2 separate regions of the Homo sapiens genome follow, and region 1 is linked to region 2. The links are chromatin loops, found by intact Hi-C in ENCODE. Cell type or tissue: mammary epithelial cell. All regions are shown on one strand. Region 1 overlaps SLC5A11 (solute carrier family 5 member 11). Region 2 overlaps SLC5A11 (solute carrier family 5 member 11).

Evidence for each region. A loop is a pair of places that touch in the nucleus more often than their neighbours do. Peaks named below come from ENCODE experiments on the same cell type or tissue, not always from the same donor. Only the 100,000 strongest peaks of a DNase experiment are listed, where the experiment ranks them.
Region 1: a loop joins it to region 2, with 2.3 times the contacts of the local background. A loop is called at or near these places in 3 of 110 quality-filtered maps.

What each region holds. Positions count from the first base shown.
Region 1 is chr16:24,847,876-24,852,875 of GRCh38, forward strand. The region is part of intron 2 of SLC5A11 (solute carrier family 5 member 11); the gene reads left to right. Among named protein-coding and RNA genes, the nearest start is that of SLC5A11, 4.4 kb to the left of the region's middle. In mammary epithelial cell, no CTCF peak of the experiment used is centred here; a DNase peak (open chromatin) is centred at 2,886.
Region 2 is chr16:24,903,867-24,908,866 of GRCh38, forward strand. It overlaps SLC5A11 (solute carrier family 5 member 11), which reads left to right. Exons shown (of 17, transcript NM_001352248.3): 12 at 2,791-2,898; 13 at 3,159-3,309; 14 at 4,097-4,265. Among named protein-coding and RNA genes, the nearest start is that of SLC5A11, 60 kb to the left of the region's middle. RefSeq lists an enhancer at 2,583-3,083. In mammary epithelial cell, a CTCF peak has its summit at 2,544 (motif pointing right); no DNase peak of the experiment used is centred here.

The sequences.
Region 1 (5,000 bases), 56 kb before region 2:
AGTGACAGAGACATGGACCTTTCTTTATGGGGCTTGCTGTGCAGTGCAGACAAGGGGTAATCACACACATCAAGTGTTACACTTGATTAGACTGTGATGAGAAGTTGTGTTTGCCATGAAAGCAAAAAGCTTGGGGACCCAATTTATATTGAGGCCAAGAGGGGGCTCCTTTGGGGATATACAGCAGGCTGACATCTAAAGGATGAGTAGGAGCTTGTCCAGCAAAGAGTGCAGGGAAGAGCATCCCAGGCAGAGGGAACAGAATGGCAAAGACCCTGAGGCCAGAAATCGTGTTCCAGGAATAAAATGAATGCTAGTATGTGGTGGGGTTGGAAGCACAACAAAGCACCCCAGCAGCATGGAGATGTTTTGAGCAGGAAAATGATCTGATCTGACTCATACTTAAAGATTTCTCTGGCTTCCGTGTGAGGGGCGGATTAAAAGGAAGCAAGGCTGGGTGAGGTGGCTCATGCCTGCAACCTCAGTGCTTTGGGAGGCCAAGTTGGGAGGATTGCTTGAGGCCTGGAGTTTGAGACCCGTCTGGGCAACATAGCAAGACCCCGTCTCTACAAAAAAATTACAAAATAAGAAGTTAGCTGGAGGCCAGGCATGGTGGCTCACACCTGTAATCCCAGCACTGTGCAGGGATCATTTGAGCCCATGGGGTTGAGGCTGCAGGAGCTGTGTTTGTGTCACTGCACTTTAGCCCAGGCAACAGAGTGAAACCCTGTCTCAAAAAATAAAAAATTAGCTAGGCATGTTGGCATGTACCTGTGGTCCCACCTACTTGGGAGACGGAGGTGGGAGGATCCCTTGAGCACAGATGTTCGAGAGTTTGAGGCCACAGTGAGCTCTGATGGCACCATTGCACTGCGGCTTGGTCAAGGGAACAAGACCCTGTCTCTAAAAATTAAGTAAATTAAAACAAAAATAAAATAATAAAATAAAAAGGAAGGAAGAATGGATATCGGGGAGGTAAGACTGGAGGGTCTTTCTCTAACCTAGACAGAAGTGATGGTGGCTCAGACAAGGGTGATAGCACTAAAAATGAGGGAAAATGTGTGGATTTATTATGTTTTGGAAGTAAGAGAGAATGGAATTGGGAGTGAATAGATTCTGGGAGGTGAGAAAGAGATGCTATAAATTCTTCGATGAGACATTTACATACCAGGCACTCTTGGTGCTTAGATGTAGTGCCTGGCACATAGAGGTGCTCACAGACCACTTGATAAGTGAACAAATGGACTAATGCCTTATAGATGACTCAGGTTTCTGGCAGGAGTGGCAGAGTGGCTGCAGCTGTCATTTAGTGAGGTGGGGAAGACTGGAAGAAGCACGTGCTTGGGCTGGAAAGCTTGGTCTGTAACTCGCACGTGTGAACTTTCAGACATCTATTAAGTAACAATGAGAAGCCGGGCACGGTGGCTCACGCCTGTAATCCCAGCACTTTGGGAGGCCGAGGCGGGTGGATCACCCGAGGTCAGGAGTTCAAGACAAGCTGGGCAACATGGTGAAACCCCATCTCTACTAAAAACACAAAAATTAGCCAGGCGTGGTGACACATGCCTGTAATCCCAGCTACTCGGGAGGCTGAGGCGGGAGAATCGCTTGAACCCGGGAGGCAGAGGTTGCAGTGAGCAGAGATTGCACCACTGCACTCCAGCCTGGGTAACAGAGCGAGACTCTGCCTTGGGGGCAAAAAAAAAAAAAAAAAAAAAATATATATATATATATATATATATATATATCCATGAGAGATGCCACGTTGGCATTTGGATGGACAGGTCTGGGCTCAGAAGGTGCTCTGTGATGTCTATTCTCTCTGGAATAATGAGACAAGATCATCCCTGAAAGGCAGGTGAAGGACAACGCTCTGCCGGGTCCCCTGCACTCACTGGGCATATGCCCTGTTACCCTGCTGTGGACCATTCAGGGAACGCTGCCCTGCCCTGCCATGCCTAGAATTTATTTCCAGATACCTGAAGCCGTGGCTCTTGCTAACGGACTAGGGGTGATCCTGGCCTCTGCTTCAGCCTCAAATCCTGAGATGTCTTTTTAAAATTTTTTATTTTATTATCATTATTATTATCTATTATTTGAGACAGGGTCTGGAGTGCAGTGGTGCAATCACAGCTCACTACATCCTCAACCTCTTGGGCTTAAACAATCCTTCTGCCTCAGCCTCCCAAATAGCCAGGCCCACAGACACACAGCACCATGCCCAGCTAATTTTTAAAAATTTGTTGTAGAGGAGAAAAAAAAAAGGGTCTCACTACATTGCCCAAGCTGGGCTCAAACTCCCGGCCTCAAGCGATCTTCATGCCTTGACCCCCCAGAATGCTGGGATTATAGGCATGAGCCATTGAGCCCAGCCAGGATCTGTCTTTTTGGCCTTTTTGTAGAGATCTCTCTGTTTCTATGAACCCCATGGCATCAACGGGTGGAGGAGGCCAGGGGTGGTCATTTAGCTCCTTATTCCTGCAGTTCTAGTCCCAGACAGCCCTTCTCTGCCTTCCAGGACTGACTCTTTTCCTCTTGTAGGGCTGCCTCCACTAGGCTCCCTAGACCCAGGCCAGGCCAGGGCACAGCTTGCTGCAGTGCAGCAGGCAGTCAGCGCCACTGCAGCCCAGGAGTGGTAGGAAAGGGTGCGAGTGGCTTCCAGCCTGGGTGATGAGACCCGTGCCAGTCCTTATCACATCTGGAATTTTCCCCACCAAGGTCCACGTGTCTCGGGGTAGTTAGGAGCTCTAGAGTTAAACCTGGGTTGGAGCCCTGCTTCAGTCATTTACTAGCAGTGTGGCCTTAGACCCGGCCTCAGCTTTGTTTTCCTCACCTGTACAATGGAGTTAATCAGAGTCCTTGTAGGGAGGCTGTGACTTCAAAACATGATTCATGCACATATGTGGCCAAGGTTTGCCTAACCACAAAGTTTATTCGTTTTTTTTTTTTCTTTAAGACAGAGTCTTGCTCTGTCACCCAGGCTAGAGTGCAGTGGTGAAATTTCAGCTCACTGCAACCTCCACCTCCCAGGTTCAAGCGATTCTTCTGCCTCAGCCTCCCAAGTAGCTGGGATTACAGGAGCCCACCACCACGCCCTGCTAATTTTTGTATTTTTAGTGGAGACAGGGTTTCATCACGTTGGCCAGGCTGGTCTCGAACTCTGGACCTCAAGCAATCCACCTGCCTCAGCCTCCCAAAGTGCTGGGATTACAGGCATAAGCCACTGCACCCGGCCTAGTTTATGCTCCTTTTATTTTTATTTTTATTGTTTTTAGAGATAGGGTCTCACTCTGTCACCAGGCTGGAATGCAGTGGTGCAATCATAGCTCAATGCAGTCTCAAACTCCTGGGCTTGGGCCCAGGGCAGTGGCTCACGCCTGTAATCCCAGCACTTTGGGAGGCCAAGGCAGGCGGATCACCTGAGGTCAGGAGTTCAAGACCAGCCTGGCCAACATGGTGAAACCCCATGTCTACTAAAAATACAAAAAAAGAAAAAAAAAATTAGCCGGACGTGGTTGCAAACGCCTGTAATCCCAGCTACCTGGGAGGCTGAGGCAGGCGAATCGCTTGGGGGCAGGAGAATCGCTTGAAGCCAGGAGGCAGAGGTTGCAGTGAGCCAAGATTGCACCACTGCACTACAGTCTGGGGGACAGAGTGAGACTTCATCTCAAAAAAAACAAAACAAAACAAAACTCCTGGGCTCAAGCAATCCTCCTGCCTCAGCCTCCCAAGTCATGCTTTCTTTAAAAAAAATGGTTTTATAAAATGGACGGGGAACAGAACAAGTACTCTGTATTTAATCACATTACACATACAATGAACATGCCTACTGCTTTTTACAAACCTGTGACGTATGTCTAATTATTAACCTCATTTCGTAGATGGGAAATTGAGCCTCAGAGAGGTGACTTGCCCACGATGAAGGAGCTCACAGGAGGCAGAGCTGGGATCTGAGTCAGGGCGGTGCAGTTCTAAAGTATTTACACTTTACGCTTTATCACGACATATCTATTTCCTGGAGAGTCTGTTGCTCATAATTAAAATTTGTAATTAGTCATTGTCATTTTCATTCAGAGCAGGGAACTTCCCTTGCTTCTCTCTCTCTCTCTCTCTCTCTCTCCCACTCTATCTGTTTCTCCCCCGATTCCTGCCACCCCCTCTAATGTGTTTGATACTCATCTGGAAATACGCCTGCACTCTGGCAAAATAGTACTATTTTGTGTCTTTGAGTGCTTTGGCTTCATGCTATAAATTGTGCTCTGTTTATTTCCCTCCTTTTTCTTTCATTATGAAACGTTTCAGACACACAGAAGTTATAAAGAATCACGCACATCCAGAAGCCAGCCTAAGGCATGAAATGCGGCAAATACAATCACAGCTCACCTTCCCACACCTGTGACCTGGGAACCTCTTTTCTGATCTTTTCCTTGCACTGGGGTGTGGAAATTTTTCACATCTCCTGGGGCGTGGAAAATTTTCACATCTACCATAGCAAATTATGTCAGTGGCCAAAAGGAAGGGATGAGAGAAGTCCCTGCTCCACTGAGCTTCCTTTTGTGCATTGGCCAATAGGCGACCTCAAGGGTAGGCTGTTCTCCTTGCCAACAAAGCCTTTGTTATAACACAAGCTGCCGTGAATCCTCCCCGCGGGCACAGGGAGGGTTCTTCACAAGAGGTGAAGAAGGAGCCACCCCCAACCACCCCAACCAGACCCTCCTGAGGCAGCCTGGGAGCCAAACATCACCATGCAAGGGACAAAGGGTGCCCGGGGTCACTTCACCGAGTGGGCCCAGGTACACACAGGGTGCAGGGGACTGAGATGAAAACCCAGAGGACGGGGCCAAGTCTACGCTTCTCATTGTTTTGTCCTTCATGCCAAACACAGAGCTTGGCACACAGTTGTTGCTTAATAAATGTTTATTTCACTGAGTCCCCAGGGCCTAGCACAGAGCATGGCACATAGCTGATGCCTAATAAATGTTTGTTCTACTGAGTCCCCA
Region 2 (5,000 bases):
TATGTATTAATCCATTTTCACACTGCTATGAAGATATTACCTGAGACTGGGTAATTTATAAAGGAAAGAGGTTTAATTGATTCACAGTTCCACATGGTTGGAGAGGCCTCAGGAAACTTACAGTCATGGTGGAAGGCGAAGGGGAAGCAAGGACCTTCTTCACATGGTGGCAGGAGAGAGAAGTCCAAGCTCAGAAAATGCCAGACGTTTATAAAACCATCAGATCTCATGAGAACTCACTCACTATCATGAGTACACAAGGGGGAACCACCCCCATGATCCGATCACCTCCCTCCCTCGACATGGGGGGATTACAGTTCCCTCCCTTGACATGTGGAGATTACAATTGGAGATGAGATTTGGGTGGGGACACAGAGCCAAGCCATATCAGGATATATGCCCAGTAGCAAAATTGCTGGATCATATGGTAGTTCTATTTTCAGTTTTTTGAGGAACCTCCATAGTTTTCCATACTAGCTGTAGTAATTTACATCTCCACCAACAATGTATAAGAGTTTCCCCTTCTTCACATCTTCACCAGCATTTATTATGTTTTGTCTTTTTGATGATCCCCATTCTAACTAGGGTGAGATGATATCTCATGAGGTTTTGATTTGCATTTCCTTGATGATTAGTGATGTTAAGCATTTTTTCCTGTCTGTGCCAGCCACCTATTTTTTTAACAAGTCCACTAGAAGGTTGAGAACCCCAGGTCTAAAGGGCCAGTTTCAGGGCCAAGCACTCTGCCTCCCTATTTGCACTTCTCTCTCCACCACGGCTCCACTGGCTCCCTCCTAAATCTTCAACGGAGTCCACAGCTGCCTAAAAGTATTTTCTGATCCTGAGTTCTTGTGAGCCTGGAAAAAAACCCTCTTCTGCTAAGTCCATCTGAGAAATGGCACATATTTTTATTTTTTCATTAAACTTTAAGTTCTGGGATACATGTGCAGAACGTGCAGCTTTGTTACATAGGTATACATGTGCCATGGTGGTTTGCTGCACCAATCAACCTGTCATCTAGGTTTTAAGCTCCACGTGCATTAGGTATTTGTCCTAATGCTCTCCCTCCCCTTGCCCTCCACCCCCCGACAGGCCCCAGTGTGTGATGTTCCCCTCCTTGTGTCCATGTGTTCTTATTGTTCAACTCCCACTTATGAGTGAGAACATGTGGTGTTTGGTTTTCTGTTCCTGTGTTAGTTTGCTGGGAATGATGGTTTCCAGCTTCATCCATGAGAAATGGCACATATTTTTAAATAAACTATATGGAAATTAAGAGAGAAGCAAAACAACCCTCAAAACACAATCCCAGCACTTTGGGAAGCCAAGGCGGGAGGAACACTTGAGGCCAGGAGGTCAAGACCAGCCTGGGCAACATGATGGAACCCCGTCTCTACTAAAAATACAAAAAAAAAAAAAAAAAAAAAAAAAAACCTGGGTGTGGTGGCACGCCTATAATACCAGCTACAGGCTAGGAGGCTTAGGCAGGAGAATCGCTTGAACCTGGAAGAGGAAGTTGCAGTGAGCCGAGATTGTGCCACGCACTCCAGTCTGGGCGACAGAGTGAGACTCCATCTCAAGAAAAAATAAAAATAAAAATAAAAAAATTAATTAAAGAAAAAGAAATTAGCTGGGTGTGATGGTACATGCCTGTAATTCCAGCTACTTGGGAGGCTGGAGCCTGTGAGGCTAGGGTTGCAGTGAGCCAAGATGGCACCACTGAACTCCAGCCTGGGCGACAGAGCAAGACCCCATCTCAAAAACACGCGCGCGCGCGCACACACACACACACACACACACACACACACACACACACACACAGAGTTTAGAAATGCAGTATTTACAGAGCCAATCTTCTCTACCTGAGCTTTGAAATAAACTAAGGGTTTGCCTCCTGGCCATAATACTTACTAGCAATATAATCTGGAGAAACTAACCTCTGGGCCTCAGTTTATCTGTCTTTGAAATAGGGATAATAACAGTATCTTCCCCCATAGAGTTGTGAAAATTAAATGAGGTGTATGTACAAAGCTTACTGCAGCTCCTGAGTCATAGTAAACCTTCAGTTAATGTTGGGTTTGTGGAAGAAGAAGGTTTTGTGCTATGTTTGGATTTAACTGGGCTAGAGGCATCTTATTTCAGGCATCAGAGGGTGTGAAGCATTCTGACAAGAGAATCTACGTATAGGAAATGATTCATTAACCAGGACAGGTGAGCAGATGTTACTGAACAGTGAGTTAATGATCATGGACGGATCACTTGAGGTCAGGAGTTCGAGACCAGCCTGGCCAACATGGCAAAACCCCATCTCTACTAAAAATACAAAAATTAGCCGGGCATGGTGGTGGGTGCCTGTAATCCCAGCTTCTCGGGAGGCTGAGGCAGGAGAATCACTTGAACCTGGGAAGCAGAGGTTGCAGTGAGCTGAGATCGTGCCACTGCCCTCCAGCCTGGGCGACAGAGCAAGAGGCTCCGTCTCAAAAAAAAAAAAAAAAAAGACATTATTGTAAGATTGGCCACTAGGTGTCCCAGCTTCATCTGGGTTACGATAACAATAGCTGAATTTTTTCCAGCACTTCCTATAAAGTCGTGTTATTATCCTAGTTTTACAAATAGGGCAACTCGTCTCAGAAAGCGTAAGTAACAAGGTCACAGCTTATAAAGTCTAGACTCTTTTTTATTTCATTGAGCTATAAACTTCCATATGATAAGCCTGTGTCCGGCCCCATGTTGCCTGGGCCTGGGGCTCTGGGGGCCTGACTGCTCACCTCTGGGCCTGTGTTTCCTTCGTAGATCAAGTGGCCTGTGCAGATCCAGAGATCTGCCAGAAGATCTGCAGCAACCCCTCAGGCTGTTCGGACATCGCGTATCCCAAACTCGTGCTGGAACTCCTGCCCACAGGTAATGTCCCTTCACTCCTGAATCAAGTCCCCTGGAGCACCCAGAAAGGAGATCACCGGATGGGCTCTGATCCAAGGCAGGGTCAAGAAAGGAGGGCTGGTGGGGGAGGAAGACTCTGGGCTCCCCAAGAAAGGCTACGTCCTGCAGGAAGCTCTGCCCCGCCGTCCTCCCTGAGGTTCTGCCTCCTCCAGTTGAGCCCACTGGGATCGGCTGCTTTGGCAGAAAAGGACCGAGGCCCATGACCTCCCTTCCGCCCCCAGGGCTCCGTGGGCTGATGATGGCTGTGATGGTGGCGGCTCTCATGTCCTCCCTCACCTCCATCTTTAACAGTGCCAGCACCATCTTCACCATGGACCTCTGGAATCACCTCCGGCCTCGGGCATCTGAGAAGGAGCTCATGATTGTGGGCAGGTAAGTCCCCACTGGGTGGGGCTGGGGCAGGGGGAAGAGAGAGCTGAGCCCACCCAGAGGCAAAGTCCAGGTTCAGCCAGCAACCTATCCAGGCTGAAGAGCATTAGGACTCCATGTGCAAGACATTCATTCATTCAGGAGATGCTGAACGAGCACCTACTGTGTACCAGGCACAGGGCACATAACCATGAAAGGGCTCAGTTCTTGCCTTCATGGAGCCAGGGAAGGAGGAGAATAAGCAAATAATTTTAACCCAGCTGGGCGAGGTGGCTCACACCTGTAATCACAGTACTTTGGGAGGCCGAGGCGGTGGATCACTTGAGGTCAGGTGTTCAAGACCAGGCTGGCCAACATGGTGAAACCTCATCTCTACTAAAAATACAAAAATTAGCTGTGGTGGCGTGTGCCTGTAATCCCAGCTACTCAGGTGGCTGAGGCAGGAGAATCGTTTGAACCCAGGAGGCAGAGGTTGCAGTGAGCCAAGATGACGCACTGCACTCCCGCCTGGGTGACAGAGTGAGACTCTGTCTCAAAAAAAAAAATTAAAATAATAAAATAAAATAAGCTGGGAGTGTTGGCATGTGTCTGTAATCCCACCTATTCGGGAGGCTGAGGCAGGAGGATCACTTGAGCCCAGGAGTTGGAGGCTGCAGTGAGCTATGCTCTCACCACTGCACCCCGGCCTTGGCAACAGAACAAGACCCTGTCTATTAAAAGAGACAGAGAGAGGGAAAGAGGAGTAAATGTTCAGATGATGCTAATTTGTGCCTCTCGCCGCCGGCACCAGGGTGTTTGTGCTGCTGCTGGTCCTGGTCTCCATCCTCTGGATCCCTGTGGTCCAGGCCAGCCAGGGCGGCCAGCTCTTCATCTATATCCAGTCCATCAGCTCCTACCTGCAGCCGCCTGTGGCGGTGGTCTTCATCATGGGATGTTTCTGGAAGAGGACCAATGAAAAGGTAGCTCTGGATGGCTCCCACTATGCCAGAACCAAGTGCTGCCCCTTGAGGACTGGGATAGGATGGGAGGGGAGGGTGTTGGAGGGAGACACAGGCTGGAATTGGGTGTTGAGAGGGAGGGTGAGTTCCATTGGTGGAAGATACAGGGAGGGTGTTTATCTGACCTTTGCAAAAAAGCAATGAGAGGGCTGCTGCGATGGCTCACACCTGTAATCCCAGCACTTTGGGAGGCCGAGGTGGGTGGATCACTTGAGGTCAGGAGTTTGAGACCAGCCTGGCCAACATGGTGAAAGCCCATCATTACTCAAAATACAAAAATTAGCCGGGTGTGGTGGTGGGCGCCTGTAATCCCAGCTACTCAGATGCTGAGGCAGGAGAATCACTGGAACCTGGGGGGCAGAGGTTGCAGTGAGCTGAGACCACGCCACTGCACTCCAGCCTGGGCGACAGAGTGAGACTGTCTCAAAAAAAAAAAAAAAAAAAAAGCAATGAGAGGTTCTCATGAAAAGTATCTTGATGCATTTTTTGTTATTGAACAGGGAAGCTAAATTAAGAGGGAGTTAGTAAACTATTAGTAATCAATTCATTATAAAAAGATAAATGGTTAAGTATTGCAGAACCTTTTCAAATTGCTGACCCGTGCTTGCAGTGACCACCACAAGAAAGACAAGTCCTGGAGATGGCTTCTTGAGGTTCCTGGAGGCCAGAGCCCTTGGCGTCTCTAAGATGATCTTG